Regions from separate parts of the Homo sapiens genome. Here region 2 is linked to region 1. The links are chromatin loops, found by intact Hi-C in ENCODE. Cell type or tissue: heart right ventricle. All regions are shown on one strand.

What was found. Hi-C counts contacts between places; a loop is a spot of excess contacts. Peaks named below come from ENCODE experiments on the same cell type or tissue, not always from the same donor. Only the 100,000 strongest peaks of a DNase experiment are listed, where the experiment ranks them.
Region 2: a loop joins it to region 1, with 9 times the contacts of the local background. A loop is called at or near these places in 32 of 110 quality-filtered maps.

The regions. Positions count from the first base shown.
Region 1 is chr12:34,126,225-34,128,724 of GRCh38, reverse strand. No RefSeq gene overlaps it. Among named protein-coding and RNA genes, the nearest start is that of LINC02963, 92 kb to the left of the region's middle. In heart right ventricle, no CTCF peak of the experiment used is centred here; no DNase peak of the experiment used is centred here; H3K4me3 peaks cover 496 bases; H3K27ac peaks cover 1,333 bases.
Region 2 is chr12:34,624,356-34,626,855 of GRCh38, reverse strand. No RefSeq gene overlaps it. Among named protein-coding and RNA genes, the nearest start is that of LINC02963, 410 kb to the right of the region's middle. In heart right ventricle, CTCF peaks have their summits at 1,326 and 1,530; no DNase peak of the experiment used is centred here.

The sequences.
Region 1 (2,500 bases):
CTTTACTGATTTGGATTTCCTCTCTTTCTTTTTTTCTGATTGCTCTGGCTAGGACTTCCAGTACTATGTTGAAGAGGAGTGGTGAGAATGGACATCCTCGTCTTGTTCCAGTTCTCAGAGGGAATGCTTTCACCTTTTCCCCATTCAGTATTATGTTGGCTGTGGGTTTGTCATAGATGGCTTTTACTGCATTAAGATATGTCCCTTCTATGCCTATTTTGCTGATGCATCTGTTGATATGATCATGTGAGTTTTGTCTTTAATTCTGTTTATGTGGTGTATCACATTTACTGACATGCATATTTTAAACCATTCCTGTCTCCCTGGTATGCAACCCACTTGATCACGGTGGATTATCTTTTTGATATGTTGTTGGATTCGGTAAGCATTCGGTAAGCTAGTATTTTGTTAAGGATTTTGGCATCTATGTTCATCAAGGATATTGGACTGTAGTTTTCTTTTTTGGTTATGTCCTTTCATGGTTTAGTATTAGGGTGATGCTGGCTTCATAGAATGAATTAGGGAGGGTTCCTTCTTTCTCTATCTTATAGAATGGTGTGAAAGGATTGGTATCAACTCTTCTTTGAATGTCTGGTAGGATTCTGCTGTGAATCTGTCTGGTCCTTGGATTTTTTGTTGGTAATTTTAAAATTACCATTTCAATCTTGCTGCTTGTTATTGGTCTGTTTAGGGTATCTAATTTTTCCTGACTTAAGCTAGGACATTTGTATTTTTCTAGGAATTTATCCATCTCTTCTAGGTTTTCTAGTTTATGTGCCTAAAGGTGTTCATAGTACCCTTGAATGATCTTTAATATTTCAGTGGTGTCAGTTGTAATATCCCCTGTTTCATTTCTTAGTGAGGTTAGTTGGATTTTCTCTCTTCTTTTCTTGGTTAATCTTGTTAATGGTCTATCAATTTTATTTGTCCTTTCAAAGAACCAATGGAACAGGAATTAAACGAAATTAAAGAATATGTAAGCAAAAACTCAGTTGTATGTAAGAAAACCCAATTCCCCCTGAGAAAGAGAAAGAGGTGGAGTCCTTTAAAAATTAACTGCCTGTTTTTCTGTCTGGCTAGTGAGCCTTATCTCTCACTTTCCCAGGCATTGTGAAGACCGTTTCTCTAGCTATGCAGCTGCAAGGTCACTAGACAGATAAACTTAAGTTGTAAAACATGTTTTTTCTTGAAAAGTAACAAATGATGTAATACAAGTCTCAACTGAATAACTGTCTTTGTTTCTCACTTCTGTAATATGCTTCCCCTACACAGATCTCCCCCAACCCTACAAAATGCTTAAAAGGTAACTTGACTCTTTGTTTGGGGGCTCAGTCATTTTTGAATGTTAATCTGACTGGGCTGGTGGACCTAAATAATAATAATAATAAATCCTCCTCAACTTCTCAGTCTTTCTGATTCCTAAATTATCCCGAAACATTTCTGGTGGCCCATACAGGGATCAGAGATGACAGATTTACTGTCTCCTTTGTCTGTGGGACTAGAGCCCCAGGGCCGGGGGAGACCCAGCATGCAAGGTGCACCCTAGGGTACCTTCACCTGGATGGAGACCAGCTCTCCCTGCATCCTGGCAGCCTACCCAGCAGCAAAACAGAACTGGGGATGAGGCTACAGGACAATACTAGCACTTCAGGAACTGCGGTAAGGAGAAACTGCCCAAGGCAGGAAAGCCCATCCCATAGGGAGGAAGTGGAGCTTGATCACCTCCTGGGGACTGACCACTAATCCAACCTAGAGTGGCTGGGGGTGGCAGGAGTGGCCTGCCAATTTGGATGAATCTCATGTTCCCCTAACAAAGTAAAAGTGGTTCACTGGTGGAGAAAAAGGGCTGATAGAGAGGCAAGTGCAGCAAGGAAGAGCTTGCTGGCAGGGTGGCAAGAGTGGCTTGCAACCCCAACTGGGAGTGTGTGGGTGTGTGTGGACCTACCTGGGACACAAGAGAGACTCATTTCATCCCATGAGGAGTCCTGGGGTAGGAGTGGTGTGTGTACGTGTGTGAATGTGGAAGCCTAACTAGGCTCACCTGGGACATGAGAGAGGCTCATTTCATCCAGTGAGGAGTCCTCAGGTGGGGGAGGTGTGTAAAAGTGTGTGAAAGAAACGGTCTTGGGAGAGGCCAATGTGGGGAGTGATGGGGAGGCACAGAGCCCTTAGCGCAGGCTGTGTGCTCTGAGGCGACTGTGGGGGAAAATCAGACCTAGGACATTGTGTATGGCTGATAGGACCAGCTCCATGTCTGCAGCAGGCTGTAAGAGGGGAAGGAACGTTCCTAGCTAAACACTGTCCAAAATTCCTGTAATAGGACCCGGTCTGGTGAACCTGAGAGTAAAAGTAAAAGTGAAAGTGCACCGCAAGGAAGAAAATGAAAGGAAAAGTGTCTAAACTAACTCCCTTGGAGTGCACGATAAACAATTTTAAAAAAGGATTTAGAGGTGATTATGCGATAAAACCGGATGCTCAAAAGTTAAGGACATACTGTGAG
Region 2 (2,500 bases), 500 kb before region 1:
TAAGGCATTAAAATGGAAGTTCACGGCAGGATCAGATGTAATCTCAGAGTAGGTAAAAGCCTGTGATGGAATTGGAGGAGCTATGCATAAAGCTATGCTTATGGCTCAAGCAATAATGGGAGTTGTTTTAGGAGGACAAGTTAGAACATTTGGGGGAAAATGTTATAATCGTGGTCAAATTGGTCATCTAAAAAAAAATTGCCCAGTCTCAAATGAACAAAATATAACAACTCAAGCCACTGCAACAACAGATAAAGAGCCACCTGGCCTATGTCCCAGATGTAAAAAAGGCAAACATTGAGCTAATCAATGTCGTTCTAAGTTTGATAAAAATAGACAACCATTGTCAGGAAACGAGAAGAGGGGCCACCCTCAGGCCCTGCAACAAACTGGGACATTCCCAATTCAGCCCTTTGTTCCTCAGGGTTTTCAGGGACAACAAACCCCACTGTCACTAGTGCCTCAGGGAAAGGGCCAGTTACCACAATACAACAAATGTCCCCTGGCGCAAGTGGCAGTGCAGCGGATTTATGTATATACAAGCAGTCTCTCTGCTTCCAGGGGAGCCCCCATAAGAAATCCTTACAGGAATGTATGGCCCACTGCCTAAAGGGACTGTAGGACTAATCTTAGGAAGATCAAGTCTAAATCTAAAGAGAGTTCAAATTCGTACTGGTGTGGTTGATTCAAACTACAAAGGCAAAATTCAATTGGTTATTAGCTCCTCAATTCCTTGGAGTGCCAGTCCAGGAGACAGAATTGCTCAATTATTACTCCTGCCTAATATTAAGGTTGGAAACAGTGAGATAAAAAGAACAGGAGGGTTTGGAAGCAGTGATCCAGCAGGAAAGACTGCATATTGGGCAAGTCAAGTCTCAGAGAGCAGACCTGGGTGTAAGGCCGTTATTCAAGGAAAACAGTTTGAAGGGTTAGTAGACACGGGGGCAGATGTCTCTATCATTTTTAAATCAGTGGCCAAAAAATTGGCCTAAACAAAAGGCTGTTACAGGACTTGTTGGCATAGGCACTTTCTCAGAGGTATATCAAAGTACTATGATTTTACATTGTTTAGGGCTGGATAATCAAGAAAATACTGTTCAGCAAATGATTACCTCAATTCCTGTTAGTCTGTGGGGTCGAGATTTATTACAAAAATGGGGTGCAGAAATCACTATGCCCACTCCATTATACTGCCCCACGAGTTAAAAAATCAAGACTAAAATGGGATATGTACCAGGAAAGGGACTAGGAAAAAATGAAAATGGCATTAAGGTCCCAATTGAGGCTGAGGGAAATCAAGAGAGAAAATGAATACGGTTTCCTTTTTAGGGGTGGCCACCATAGAGCCTCCTAAACCAATTCCATTAACTTGGAAAACAGAAAAACCGGTATGGGTAAATTGGTGGTCACTACCAAAACAAAAACTAGAGGCTTTACATTTATTAGCAAAAGAACAATTAGAAAAGGGACATATTGAGCCTTCATTCTCACCTTGGAATTTTCCTGTGTTTTTAATTCAGAAAAAATCCGGTAGATGGCGTATGTTAACTGACTTAAGGGACGTAAATGCCACAATTCAACCCATGGGCCCTCTCCAACCCGGGTTGCATTCTCCGGCCATGATCCCAAAAGACTGGTCTTTAATTATAATTGATCTGAAGGATTACTTTTTTACCATTCCTCTGGCGGAGCAGGATTTTGAAAAATTTCCCTTTACTATACCAGCCATAAATAATAAAAAACAAGCCACCAGGTTTCACTGGAAAGTGTTACCTCAGAGAATGCTTAATGCTCCAACTATTTGTCAGACTTCCATAGGTCAAGCTCTTCAACCAGAGACAAGTTTTCAGACTGTTACATCATTCATTATGTTGATGATATTTTGTGTGCTGCAGAAACGAGAGACAAATTGACTCTTACACATTTCTGCAAGCAGAGGTTGCCAACGCAGGACTGGCAATAGCATCTGATAAGATTCAAACATCTACTGCTTTTCATTATTTGGGATGTAGACAGAAAATAGAAAAACTAAGCCACAAAAAATAGAGATAAGAAAAGACACATTAAAAATGACTTTCAAAAATTGCTAGGAGACATTAATTGGATTCGGTCAACTCTAGGCATTCCTACTTATGCCATGTCAAATTTGTTCTCTATGTTAAGAGGAGACCCTGACTTAAATAGTAAAAGAATATTAACCACAGAGGCAACAAAAGAAATTAAATTAGTGAAAGAAAATATTCTGTCAGAACAAATAAATAGAATAGATCCCTTAGCCCCACACCAACATTTGATTTTTGCTACTGCATCTTCTTCAACAGGCATCATTATTCAAAACACTGATCTTGTGGAGTGGTCATTCCTTCCTCACAGTACAATTAAGACTTTTACATTGTACTTGGATCAAATAGCTACATTAATTGGTCAGGAAAGATTACAAATAATAAAATTGTGTGGAAATGATCCAGACAAAATAGTTGTTCCTTTAAACAAGGAACAA